Linked DNA regions of Homo sapiens: region 2 is linked to region 1. A link is a contact called in ENCODE Hi-C or POLR2A ChIA-PET data. All regions are on one chromosome and are shown on one strand. Each heading gives the region's core, a stretch centred on a gene start or an enhancer-like site at or near the end of the contact. The rest is flanking DNA. Distances are from core to core; before and after follow the strand shown.

Evidence for each region. A loop is a pair of places that touch in the nucleus more often than their neighbours do. ChIA-PET counts read pairs that join two places held with the same protein, here RNA polymerase II (POLR2A). Pooled maps may share reads with other maps.
Region 2: a loop to region 1 is called in a pooled map, with 2.5 times the contacts of the local background. The contact joins the enhancer-like site here to the promoter of TECPR2 in region 1. A Hi-C loop is called at or near these places in 1 of 50 pooled maps. POLR2A ChIA-PET finds 5 or more read pairs at or near these places in 2 of 52 experiments (Caco-2 and activated CD8-positive, alpha-beta memory T cell).

What each region holds. Positions count from the first base shown.
Region 1 is chr14:102,359,985-102,367,152 of GRCh38, reverse strand. It overlaps TECPR2 (tectonin beta-propeller repeat containing 2), which reads right to left and starts at 4,212. Exons shown (of 20, transcript NM_014844.5): 1 at 4,037-4,212. CINP (cyclin dependent kinase 2 interacting protein) reads left to right here and starts at 4,263. Exons shown (of 5, transcript NM_032630.3): 1 at 4,263-4,308. The coding sequence starts at 4,302. RefSeq lists silencers at 3,679-3,768, 3,809-4,218.
Region 2 is chr14:103,399,510-103,406,677 of GRCh38, reverse strand. MARK3 (microtubule affinity regulating kinase 3) reads right to left here. Exons shown (of 18, transcript NM_001128918.3): 2 at 1,411-1,602. Among named protein-coding and RNA genes, the nearest start is that of MARK3, 18 kb to the right of the region's middle. RefSeq lists silencers at 3,668-3,767, 5,289-5,408 and an enhancer at 6,129-6,928. Within about 2 kb of position 3,822, at least 3 of the 41 ENCODE cell types and tissues checked have a DNase peak (open chromatin) inside an H3K27ac peak, as active enhancers do.

The sequences.
Region 1 (7,168 bases), core at 2,963-5,462:
TCTAAGAATAAAAACCAAATGCCCCGTGTGGTCTAAGCCCTTTGCAGCTCCCCTGTCACCTCTCTACCCGTCTCCACTTGTCCTCCAAGTTCTAGCTCCACTGACCCACTCTGTCCCACTCAGGTGTCATAATTATTTCCTCTATGCAGAATAAATGATCTCACTCCATTTATCTGGCTTCTTCTCAACTGTGGGGTCTCAGCTTAAATATCACCACCACAGAAAGGCCTTCTCTGACCAGATCACTCAAGAGTACCCAACTGTCCCTTCTTTCCTCTATCATATGTGCTTCATAATCCTCATTACAACCTCTAATTGCTTTATTTGCTAAACCATTTAAAAATCATCTCTCCTACAAGAATGTAAGCAACATGAATTCTCTCTTGCTTACCAAGGTAAATCCTAGTATCTAATAATAGCTTTGGCACAGAGTAGATGCTCAGTAAAGATTTGTTAACTTCAGGTCTTACTGCAAAACAATAGTCTCAATCCAATTTTTAAAATTGGGCTGGGCATGATGGCTCACGCCTGTAATCCCAGCACTTTGGGAGGCCGAGGTGGGAGGATTGCTTGAGGCCAGGAGTTCGAGACCAGTCTGGCCAACATGGCGAAACCCATCTCTACTAAAAAATACAAAAATTAGCCAGGTGTGGTGGCGCACACCTGTAATCCCAGCTACTTGGGAGGCTGAGGCAGGAGAATCACTTGAACCTGGGAGGTGGAGGCTGCAGTGAACCAAGATCGTGCCACTGCACTCCAGCCTGGGTGACAGAGTGATATTTCATCTCAAAAATAAATAAATAAATAAAAATATAATGAATAATGCTTCCTTAGTCATGACTATTTCAGTTAAAAAAATACAAAACACCACCCTATGGCATCCTTCAAGTTACGATGCTTCCTTTCCCCACTAGCCCTGTCAATCTCATAACCCTGGAAGGTGGCAGCTAGCCTTCACTGCTGACTACTAACACCCAACTGCCACCCAGATGGATGATTTCTCAAACTGGAGCTAGGACTAATATAGAGTCTAAGTCATCCACTTCGCTGTACAATAACCATGTTATCAGAGTGCTCTGGGTACACTAATGGTTTCAGGATTCTCTCCAAAATCCCTAGGAAGCAACAATTTGTATCCCTATTGTAGAATCTATGTTTGAAATCTGGCTACGACATCTATTAATTATTTGAGTATTAAATTATTAAGGAGGAACGTAATGAGACTGAGGCAGTCATTTATCTTCCAGACAAAATTTTGTCACTTCCTTGCTCCCATCCCCATTGGCTACCCAATGGTCACAAGCTAAAGCCTAACACAAGCATGGAAATTAGACACTATGACAAAACAGTCTATATCTAACTTCATCTCAGGCCACTCTTCCATCCACACACTGTGCACTCCCTACCCTTTAGCAATCACCCCTCTACACGCTTCTTCTCTCAGCCCTGGGCAACCACTGATCTCCTCTCTGTCTACAGTTCGCCTATTCTGGAGATTTCATCAAAATTGAATCATATAATATGTGGTATTTTGTGTCTGGTTGCTTTCACTTAGCCTAATGTTCTCAAGGTTCCTCCATGTTGTAGCACAAATCAGTACTTCGTTCCTTTTTATTGCTGAACAGCCTTCCATTGTGTAGACAGGCCACGTTTTGTTTGTGCATCCATCAGCTTTCCATCACAGTCCCTGCACACACCATAACCTGTATGTCTCTGCAGAACAAAGTCCCTTTCCACTCTTCCCTATTCCCCCACATGTGCCCTGTAAGAACTAGTCCTCCGCCACCAGGAAGCCTTCATAAATTCCCTCAGATACTTGGTTGGTCTTTCTCTGCTTTCACAGAACTCCATGATGGCAGTTATCGCACAGCACCATCATTATCTGTTTTCTCTCCCCTTCAATGGACTCTTTCTCATCTTCACCTATGTTCTTCTAGTCTGTATACTTTGTGGTGCTTTAAAAGACCAATAAAGAGTATGGTACAATCAATGCTCAATACACGTTTGTTGAATGAATCTCTCTCTCAAAGCACTGTGCTAGATTCACCCAAGTATGACAGCCCTAAATATAAAATAGTGGCAAAAAGTCAATAGAACTCTTATGTCCAGGTCCAAAGAATACATTCATTTTAAATTGAACATGCATCTTGAGTAACAGCTCCCTTCTACCTTAGCAATTCGCAAAGCCATCAACTACTCCCTTCTAATTTTACTGATCTCTCTGTGCATTACTGAATCTAGAAATCTCTTCGTGCTTGACACCAAAGCTTTTCATTATAACCCTTTCCTGATCTATTCCTCATCTTCCCAAGTTCAATCAACTGCCTCTGCCTGATGCCTGTTTCCTTCCTTTTCTTCCCACTAAGTTCCAGTAGCCATTTTTTTCAACTCCTACAGCGGCTAATATGAAATGAAATTCTCCCCAAACTTAAGTGTAACTTCTTTAAGAAAAAATTGGAAAAAAAAATCCAGTAGATGCCAGTCTTCTATTGAAAAAGACACGTGGGTATAATATAGCTGATGCCTAACAAAAGCTACTTCCTAGTCACTCCTTCAGAAGAGGGTTATCCTCATTCCATCTTCCCCACCACTGGTTTTCCAAGGCAGTCCTGAAAATTCAATTTGTGTGTCCCCTACACCTGCACTTAGTTCTCCCTTTTAAAGTTCATGGGCCAGACCATGATCTTTCTGAGGCAGTGACCTCAGGAAGGGTCTGTCTGGTTCACCACAGCATCCCTAGAGCCAGCCTGGCACAGTGCTGGCACACGATGGCCAAATAACCACCAATATGGGACGTAAGTCAGGTTAACAACAACAACAACAAAAATAAGGTCAGAGGTTTATCAAGGTACATTATAGCTGGGTGTGAGAAAACACAAAGTCCTGCAGCCTAAAAGACCAGGAATCGCTGGTGATCACAAGGAGCTACAGTGGCTTCATTCCCAGATTCTACCTATGCCTGGGATTTGCGTTTTGAGATTTCCCAGAACTCTGTCTACAAGACCTTGGCTGCAAGGAGGCAGTCCACAAGTGCAACTGGTCACTCCAATAGATGAGAAAAGGATGCACCCAGGCTGGTATCCCACATTCTGCCAACACATGGAACATAAGTCACAGAACAGAATAAAATTCCTGAATCCCAATAAGAGAGGAAGAAAAAAGTGCAGGGAAGAGAAATGGAGGTAGAGAAGGAGAAACTAAAGTCATGAGAAGTCAGAGACATATCAGAAGGGACTAGAGGGCGAGAACGCAGGCTAGCACAGATGACAGCAGGGGCTCCCCTTTACTGAAATGTACAGCGGCAGGCACCGTGCTTAACTTTACATGCACTGACCCATTTAATCCTCTTACCAAGCCAGAGGTAGAAACTATTCTCATCTCCATTCCACTGGTGATGAAACTGGAGCGGAGTGAGGTAGGGCACTTGCCCCAGCACAGAGCTAGGAAGGGGCCGCTGGGACCTGCCCGGCTCTGACTCCAGGACACCCCATCCTTTAACACTTACTACCTATTCTGCCTCCCATGCCTTCAAATAGGATTGGGAAAGGAGTCATTCACTTATCCACTCATCGAACACTGAACACCAACTGGATGAGTGTCAAGGCCTGGGGCCAGGCGCCGGTGGGCGGATGTAAGGGACGCGGGCTGCGAGTGGGGGACAGAACACGACGTCAATCTTAAGGCGAAGGAGCAGAGCCCGCGGCCAGACCGGCAGCCGGGATGCAGGGTGGGGCCGGGGGCCGAGGGCGCGGGACGCGCAGCGGAGGCCTGAGGAGGGGCGGGCGGCCCCTGTTCCCCGCTGCGGACCGCCGGATTCTGCGGGCGGCGAGCCAGGCGCTCCGTGTGTTGTGGCATTTAGTGTCCGCCACTCCGCGCGGGCGAGACCGCGGGCGAGGGAGACGGGGCGGACGGGCATGGAGACCCTGCGGGGCTGAGGCAAGGGAAGAGTGGCCCGGGGGAGGCCGAGGAGGGGCTCGGGGCCAGGCGTCGGGGGCGTCGGGGGCGTCGGGGCCGCTTGCGGCGTCGCCGGACTCACCTCCCGCGGCAGCCCCTCCGGACTCGTCGGCCCCGCCGGGCCGGAGGAGGCGGGATGGACTCCGGGCCGCGGGGGCTGCCGGGAGCCTGTTCCCTGGGCAACGGGGCCGGCACCGGGGCCAGCACCGAAGAGCAGCAGCTGGCTCCGCCGGGGGCTAGAGCGGCAGAGCCACAAGTGGCAGCGGGCGGGGCGGACGTGACGCAAATGCGTTTCCGGTGGGGTGGGCGGGGCTTCGCGTCTCCTTCTACGGATATCTGTGGACCTTATGGAAGGTGCGTGAGATCGGTTCCTTTCCCGGGGTGGGGTGGCTGTGAATGTTACTGCTTAGGCCGCAGGTTGGACCAGAAGCTCAGGAGCTCCCCGGATTACATGAGGTTAAATGGAGGTCCTCTGTCTTACCCCAGCCTAGCCCGCAGGCCCCTCGCAGCCTCTGCGAGCTGCTCGGGAGACAGTTTTGCCGAGCCTCCGTTTTTTCACATGTGCAGTGACAGATGAACGGGACGATATACGCAAATGAGTGTCAGCAGATCCGACATCCAAATTGTAATTATTGTCACTATAAATTAGTACTAACAGAGTTCACTGGGTACCAAGCCTTGCATGCTCATCTCGTCCAGAAACTCCTCTCTGAACTGCCCTCAGTCAGAACATTCTGCTTGTAATGAAAGCTGGCTTTCGCCTAGTGCTCAGTTTGCTGAGTACTGCTCCAAGCACTTTAAGTGGATCATCTCATTTGAACCTCACAGTGGTCCCATGAAGTAATGTCAACCCCATTTTGCAGATGGGGAATCGAGGCTCAGAGGGGATAAGTAACTTAGCCACTGTGCCCTCACCCTACCCTGTCCTGTGACGCTGATGACTGGTCTGTCTTTACCAGCCCTTGAGTTTCTTGAAGTCAGTTATGTTTTTGGTTCCTAAATATGTGCCCCGTATGAGTCAGGCTGACCATGAATCAGATGTGATCCTGCCCTCAGAATCTCCTGTTGGGGGGAAAACCCTTAGACAATTATAGAACAGGTGGTAAGAGCTATTCCTCCATTTACCTCATTTTATGCAAAGCCTCCTATGTGTGGAAGGTTTGAAAGAGAACGAGACATAGTTCCTACCCTAGTCGAATTTCCAGTTTAGCAGGGAATATAGACATTAAACAAGCAAATACACTCCACTGGTGAATATCATGATAGCAGAATTATAGGGTGTACCACATATCTAGTGGTGAGTCGTAACCCAACCTGGGGGATCCAGGAATACTTCTCTGTGGAAATGACTTTCTAAAAACCTAAATCAGATAATTTCACTGCCCTATCCAGAGCTCATTGCTCACTCCCCATTGTATTAGGTTGGTGCAAAAGTAATGGCAATTTTGGCTGTTAAAAGTAATGGCAAAATCTGTTACTTTTGCACCAAGCTAATACTTAGAAGTCCAAACTTCATTTTTTTATTTTGTTTTGTTTTGTTTTGTTTTGTTTTGTTTTTGAGACGGAGTCTCGCTCTGTCACCCAGGCTGGAGTGCAGTGGCGCGATCTGGGCTCACTGCAAGTTCCGCCTCCCGGGTTCACGCCATTCTCCTGCCTCAGCCTCCTGAGTAGCTGGGACTACAGGCGCCCGCCACCACGCCCGGCTGATTTTTTGTATTTTTTTAGTAGAGATGAGGTTTCACTGTGTTAGCCAGGATGGTCTCGATCTCCTGACCTCGTGATCCGCCCGCCTTGGCCTCCTGAAGTGCTGGGATTACAGGCGTGAGCCACTGCCCTCGGTCCAACTTCTTATCTTGGCCTATTAGGTTCTAGTTGTCTGATCACCTACTCACGCACTAGTCCTTTTCTGTCTATTTCATTCCAGCACACTGGTTTTTTTGTTTGCTTGTTTGTTTTGTTTTGTTTTCTGTTTTTTGAACTCACCAACCTCATTATCATAATTAGGGCACATACTACTGACCTACCCTATTTCTGGCTTTTCATCATTCAAATCTCAGCCTAAACGACACCTTCTCAGGGGATCACACTAACACAAGACCCTGTTTTATTTTCCACACACACTTAATCATGATCTGAACTGATCGTGGTCATTTGTTTATTATCTGCCTCCCCTTTGGAAAGTAAGTTCCATGAAAACGGTCCTGGTCCGTCTCATTCAATCACTTCATTCCCCCATGCCTGGCGTATTGTAGGCAGTAAGCAAATATTTGTTGTTTAAGTAAAGAATGAATGATAAATCAAGATGATATTTTAAAGTGAGGATACTAAGTATGAGGCAGGGGAGTGGGGACACACACAGATAGGAAAAATATTCCAGGTCAAAGTCAGAACTTGTACAGAGCCAGCTCTGATGCACAGAGGGCAAGTGGGAAAGGGTAGAAGCTGAAGTGGTGGGCAGAGCTTGGATAGTAGAGGCCCTTGAGCTAACAGGTGAGATACTGGGTTTTTGCCTTGTGCGAGGCCTCACAGCTTCACATATATTATCTAATCTCAGCAATCCTATGAAATAGATACTATTTTTATTCCCATTTTACAGATGAAAATGTTGAGGCTCTGAAAGGTACATTAAGTTGCCCAAGATCTCACAGCTGGCGAGCTGGGGTTCAGACGCAGGCAGTGTGGTCTTCTGACTTGAGGCATCAAACCATCCAGCTGTTGTGTGTCCTGGATTCCTCAAGAGGACTTTATCCTGTGGGCAGTGAGAAGCCTTTGTGGGGTTCAAAGTAGAGAAGGCAAGAGGGCACAGGAGGGTTCGGGGAGAACAAACAACCTGAGTTGGCTCTTGGTGGTCTGGGGGTTGCTTCCTACAGGCAGTGGGATCCGGGTGCATCTTGGAGGATGGGCATCGTGAGCCTGAGGAAGGAAGGAGCTTTCCTGCAGAGAGAACACGTGTAAAGGCCTGCAGGCACCTCAGCTTTTCAAGAGCTGCCAGTAGTTCATTTTCGCTGGATATTGACGGGGGGCCAAGGTGTGGGTTGATGTACGTGATGATGTGGAGGGGTAGCTAGGTCTGGAAGGATTTTGGACTTCCTCCTGATTACCAAGAAGGGCAGTGGCAGCATCGTGATCAACTCTGCATCTCTGTTGTCTCAGTGTCTTGAAATGATTAGCACTCATGGGCCACGCTACTCTGAGCAAATTTAAAGTATCAGAG
Region 2 (7,168 bases), core at 2,573-5,072, 1.0 Mb before region 1:
TGAGCCGAGATTGCACCACTGCACTCCAGCCTGGGTGACAGAGTGAGACTCTGCCTCAGAAAAAAAACAAAAACAAAAACAAAACAAAAAACTCCCAGACACCTAATATATGTTTCATGTTCTTTTGAGAAAGCTTAATTAGGCTGGGCGTGGTGGCTCATGCCTATAATCCCAGCACTTTGGGAGGCTGAGGCGGGCAGATCACCTGAGGTCAGGAGTTTGAAACCAGCCTGACTAACATGGTGAAACCCCACCTCTACTAAAAATACAAAAAAAAAAAAAATAATTAGCCAGGCGTGGTGGTGTGCGCCTGTAATCTCAGCTACTCAGGAGGCTGAGGCAAGAGAAACGCTTGAACCTGGGAGGCGGAGGTTGCAGAGAGCCGAGACCATGCCACTTCACTCCAGGCCTGGGCTACAGGGCAAGACTCCGTCCCAACCCCCGACACCCCCCTAACCCCCCAAAAAAGAAAAAGCTTAATTAGTGAGGCATGGTGGCTCATGCCTGTAATCCCAACACTCTGGGAGGTTGAGGCAGGAGGACTGCTTGAACACAGGAGTTCAAGACCAGCCTGGGCAACACGGTGAGAACCCTGTCTCTACAAAAAAATTTTTTAAACATTAGCCGGGTGTGGCAGTGCATGCCTGTAGTCTCAGCTACTCGAGAGGCTGAGGTGGGAGAACTGCCTGACCCCAGGAGGTTGAGGCTATAGTGAGCCATGATTGAGCCACTGCACTCCAGCTCGGGTGACAGGGCAAGGCCCTGTCTTGAAAATAAAATAGGTTGGGCACGGTGGCTCATGCCTGTAATCCCAGCACTTTGGGAGGCCAAGGCAGGTGGATCACGAGGTCAGGAGTTCGAGACCAGCCTGACCAACATGGTGAAACCCCGTCTCTACAAAAATACAAAAATACAAAAAAAAAAAAAAATTAGCGTGGTGTGGTGGTGTGCGCCTGTAATCCCAGCTATGTATTACAAATTTATATTATGTGGTTAGAACTTGACATGTAATACATGTAATACATAGTAGCTATATATTACAGGCGCTATGGCTCACGCCTGTAATCCCAGCACTTTGGGAGGCCGAGACGGGCGGATCACAAGGTCAGGAGATCGAGACCATCCTGGCTAACACGGTGAAACCCTGTCTCTACAAAAAATTAGCTGGGTGTGGTGGCGGGCACCTGTACTGCCAGCTACTCGGGAGGCTGAGGCAGGAGAATGGTGTGAACCCGGGAGGCAGAGTTTGCAGTGAGCTGAGATCATGCCACTGCACTCCAGCCTGGGTGACAGAGCGAGACTCCATCTTAAAAAAAAGAAATAAGGCCTATATCTATATTCTTTTCTTTCTCTTACATGGAAATAAACAGAGCAACTGTCATAACAGAAATAAGCATAACTGGTATTTACCTCTCTGCCTGTAAGGATATGTCTTGCCAATTTTACTTTTGCAAAATTCCCCTTGCCGATTGTTTTCAACAGTCTGTAGTTTCCGATGTGAGGTTGTTCATCTGCACAGGAGGCTATAGAGTTTCTACACCGAGCTCCTGAGCGGCTGGTACGAGAGGTAACTTCTTGACGCCCATCTCCATGTGACGTGTGCTGCAATACAGCATACACAAAGATAAGGAAATGAGAGAACACAGAGTACTTGCCAAGTTCTAAGAGCTTCTAATTGAAGAAAAAACATTCCTACTTTAATTTTAATCTTAAAGTATCTAGCACTTCAAAGGAATTTAACCACATAATATAAATTTGAGGAAAATAAAAATTCTGAGACGAAAAATACGAAGTGTTGAAGTTCAATTGAGTGTTCAGGAAGAAATTAGATATTTTGCATACGTGGCTGTCATATAAAATAGGAGTAAAAGGGCTACCTTCTGGTTATACAGTGCTTAACTTTTCCATATGTTAGTAAGTGCACCTGCACACCTGAGCCTCACTACAGCCCGTGCAGCAGGGGAAAAGCTAATGTCACCATTCACTAGATAAGGATACAGCCACATAACTGTTCAGGGGGAAATCCATAGAGAATCTGGATTCCCGATTTCCTTCTATACTACACTGCTAACAGTAATTCAAAACAATGTGCTTTACAGAAACAGCTAGACTGTGTGGCCCTTAATAGACGACCCTTGTTGTATAGATGAATAAAGTACTCAATATGCTTACTTAATAAAGTACTCAATATGTCTCTACCCTATGAAATATTCAGGCCCAAGAATTACACTTCTGTGTACACACTGTGTACATGGCTGTATGCGCAGGCATCCTGCTACTACTGCTCCCTTGGCCCCCACACACACTCAAAGGATTAGATGTCCCAATCCTTTCCCCATTGTGGCTGTTAACTCCTGCCCAAGGGAGGCTTCTCATTCCACATGCACTCACAGCCACTTTCCACCCCCTTTACACGTTTCTCTTTTCCAACTTTCTGTCCAGGAAAATGTCCTGTCTTTCTCTATATACCTATAAATCAAAACAAGCCTGATTTAACTAATAAACTGCTTTGTAATTTACTCAAATCAAAGGAAATGAAACTCAGGTGTTTTAAAGTGAAAGTAAGCTTTAAAACTTGCGCCATCTACCTCTGAATTTCTCAAAAGATGTCCTTTTCAGAATTTCCTCATTAGTCTCCATCTACTTCTTCATTATTTCTCTAATATTTTCACATTCACATACCAGGTTAGGGGATAGGCTCTTGTCTGTTTTACTCAGTTATCACATAATATGGCATCTCAACAACAATTTCTGTTTTTATTGCAAATGTCTATTTTAGATTAAACAGGCTTTTTATGACCTCACTGCAAATCTAGGCAACTTGTAAACATTGTTCCTCTAACAAAAATGATTCTGATTTCCATATTAGAACTTTGGGAAAATAGACCATTTATAAATATGGAGTTGATAAAAGACTAAAATGATAATAAAGCTTTGACACTAAGGCTTTAATACAAAAACAGGTAGATTTTGTTGTGCACAAGATGCATGCTGTTGTAATGCAAATTATTACATCAACTGCAGTCTAGTTTTAAAAGAAGCTGGGTGATCATGTTTATGTTTATTTCTACATGATTTTAATTACACTAGAATTTAAGTTTCATGAAAACAGTAACAGGAATTTATTATTCCTTATATCTTAGAACAGCAGTTGGTACAAAACTGCTACTCAATAAATATTAGAATGGCTGAATAAATGATATAAATGCTAACCACTATAGTGTTCAGAAGGTTAAAAATAAGGGAAATTTCTCTTTTTTATCTTCTGAATTTCTTCATTCATTCATTGAATATTTACTGAGTTACACACACACACACACACACACACACACACACACACACACACACACAACCAGGCACTATTTAAGGTGTGGTAAAAAGCAGCGCATAAAGCAGTCCATATCCCCATGAGGTATGTATCAAGTGGTTTTACTATCTGTGCAATGAAAACATATTCACTGAATTTATACTACTGGCCAAAATTTTTGTTAAAAAAGCTTTTTGCAATGTAAACATGTATTTTCAAATTTACATGTTTCATAAATTCAACCTTCATGTGTGAAAGCTGATCATACTAATTGGGTCATCCTATTCGTACTCAACTAAATCAGAGCTGAGGGGCAGGGATGGGGTGGGGGGCCAGGGGAGGGGGAGGGATGTAACATTGCTCCAAGATTATAATTCTCTGTAAGCCTGGCTGCTGAAACTGCCTATTGTAACCTGAAACCAGTTTATCTAATGGCTACTGAAACAACTTGTTGCTGACTCTAAGACCAGTATTACCCACCACTGTCACTCACCAATCAGGGCTTGCCACCTCCCCAAAACTTTACTAGTGCCAATGACCTGTCTTTCAAAATATGTAACACTTCTCTTTATAAAACCTCCATCCTTTACTTTGTTCTTCATACATACTGAAGACCACCCTGTGGTCTGTGTGCCCCAAATTGCAATTCTTGCGTCCCAAATAACATATTTTAACTTCAGAGATTCATCTCTACGTTTTATTTGACTTCAATATGTGTTTTCTATAATGAGGCAGTCAAATTGATGAAATAATAATTTTCATGCAAACCAACTGCCTTCTATTTAATGTAAAATAGAAATCTTAGAAAAATCCTTTTTTTTTTTGAGATGGAGTCTCACTCTGTCAGCTGGAGTGCAGTGGCGCAATCTCAGCTCACTGCAACCTCCGCCTCCCAGGTTGAAGCAATTCTCCTGCCTCAGCCTCATGAGTAGCTGGGACTCAGGTGCGCGCCACCATACCCGGCTAATTTTTGTATTTTTAGTAGAGACAGGGTTTCACTATGTTGGCCAGGCTAGTCTCGAACTCCTGACCTTAAGTGATCTACCCACCTCAGCCTCCCAAAGTGCTGGGATTACAGGCATGAGCCACCGCGCTCGGCCAGGAAAATCTTAAGATTCACAGGCATCCAATGTTCCTATCTTTGCTTACTCACCAGTGTGCTTATAATAAAATACTAACTCCTTAGCGCTTCTTCCACTAGCATGTAACCTTCACAAGGACAGGCTTTTTGTGTTTTGTTCATTATCAGATATTCCCCAAACCTGAAACAGTGCCTAACACATGGTAGACATGCAATACATTTTTGCTGAATGTTAAACGAATTCAAGGCCCGCTCATCTCTTCTTCCTCTCCCACGACATCAGCCAGTAGACTCTAGCTTTGAGTCTAGCTCTGACTCAGTCAGTGTTGTTCCCTTAGTTTGAATGTCCTTTCTTCTCTTCAAATCTAAGAAAAACCTGCTCATTCTACTGAGTTTGTATCATCTGTCACCATCTTCATGAACCCTTCTAAGGCTCTCCCTGCATCTCATCAGAATTTCTTACTTCTCCTTACTGGGATCCTAGAGTACTTTGCTTGTATCTAACTCTATTATGCTACTTTTTTTTGTAGACAATACTATATCCATCATACTGGCTTTTTTACATCTGAGTTCCTGGAGGACTGCACTCCCTTCCCTTGAGGTTAGGCATAGACAGCCATGTGACTAAGCTGAACACATCCTGTGAGTGAAAATGAATGCCATTCCCATGCTGAAGCATTTAGTTGCCTGTGCTTAACTCTCCAGCCCTGTGTTTTGCTCTCCTGACCCTAAGCACTGCCCTAAAACGGACGGCCACAAGACCAAACTGGCCTGGACATGGAGATCAGTTTCCACGGAGCCAATGAGCCCTCAAGCAGACTTGGTGTGAGCAGAAGTTTTTTATTGTGTTAAATCATGAGGATGTTGGTGGTATGTATTACCACAGCATAACACAGCCTAACCTAAAACACGCTCATGCAAATCAACAATCATAATAGAAAGCAGAAAGAAACTTGTATTTCCTCATACAGCAGACTGAAAGATCTGATGCTTGTTAGGGTTAAACTCAATATATTTAATTCGATGTTTCTTGACGAAGTCCTTAAATTAAAAAATTTAAGAATTAACTTTTTAAAAGTTCCCTTAAAACAGAAGCAAATTAAATTGTCTTTTGCTTCCATTTGCCCTTCATTTTATTTTCCCAAGAATCCATCACCGACCCTAAGAAAAAGTTCCCTATTCCTATGCCACAGCACTCAGTACCAACATTAAACATTTAAACAAATAATTATGAGTTCTTGTACTGTTAATCAATTATTTCATACACGTATTTTTTTCTTCCTAAGGAGCCAATAAACAACCTGCATACACACACACACACACACACACACACACACACACACACAAAATGTTATATAATTCTTTGATAACTTTTTTTTTTTTTTTTTTTTGAGACAGGGTCTCGTTCTGTTGCCCAGGCTGGAGTACAGTAGTGTGATCGATCATACCTCACTGCAGCCTCGAACTCCTGGACTCAAGGGATCATCCCACCTCAGCCTCCTTAGTAGCTGGTACTACAGGTGCGTACACCACACATGGCTGATGTTTTAATTTTTTGTAGAGATAGGATCTCACTATGTTGCCCAGGCTGATCTCAAACTCTGGCCTCAAGCAATCCTCCTGTCTTATTCTCCCAAAGTGCTGATATTACAGGTGTAAGCCACCATACCTGGACTACTTTATAATATTTCATGGCAGACTATGCACATAATGGGTACTCAAAAGCTGCTGAGTTTAATTCTTATGGATTAAATGAGTCCTGATTCTTCTCCCTCCTGTGGAACTAAGCTGGTACCACTTCATCCACCATGAAAACTAGAATATGTAACTGCTACTGAAAAATGCTGAATACAGCCAAAGACATGAGATTTCCTTCTTCAAGAAGTTGAACACGTGTTTAGGGAGACCACATTGGCCAAATACTTGTTTTCCCAAACTTCTCTGCAGCTAGAGATAGCCATCTGGCTTAGTTCTGGCCAGTTCTCATTAGTTAAAGTCTACTAGGTGGCAATGTAGTAGGGGGTAGGGGTTGGTAATGCCTTTGTTTATCATAAAAGGGGAGGCCGGGCACTGTGGCTCACACCTGTAATCCCAGCACTTTGGGAGGCCAAGGCTAGCAGATCACCTGAGGTCAGGAGTTTGAGACCTGCCTGGCCAACATGGTGAAACCCCATCTCTACTAAAAGTACAAAAATTAGCCAGGCATGGTGGCACATGCCTGTAATCCCAGCTACTCAGAAGACTGAGGCATGAGAATCGCTTGAACAAGGGAGGCGACAGTTGCAGTGAGCTGAGATTCCGCCACTGCACTCCAGCCTGAGTGACAGAAACTTCATCTCAAAAAAAAAAAAGGAGGGTGGGGGGGTAAGGACAGAGTTGCCAGTACAGTTCCTTCCTCCTTCCTTGAATGCAACCATGTAGCTGTAACTGTAAAACATTATCCTGTAGCTACAGGGTCTCAAACATGACAGAAAAGACAAAACTACCTTAAAATACCACCAACTCCAATATTACTGAACTGCTGATCCAAAGCTAGACGCTGCATACCTCCAAATTCCTTTCTTTTTTTTTTTTTTCTTTTTTTTTTTTTGAGATGGAGTCTCACTCTGTTGCCCCAGGCTGGAGTGCAGTGGCGCCATCTCGATTCACTGCAAGCTCCGCCTCCCGGGTTCACGCCATTCTCTGGCCTCAGCCTCCCGAGTAGCTGGGACTACAGGTACCCGCCACCGTGCCCGGCTAATTTTTTTCGTATTTTTAGTAGAGACGAGGTTTCACCGTGG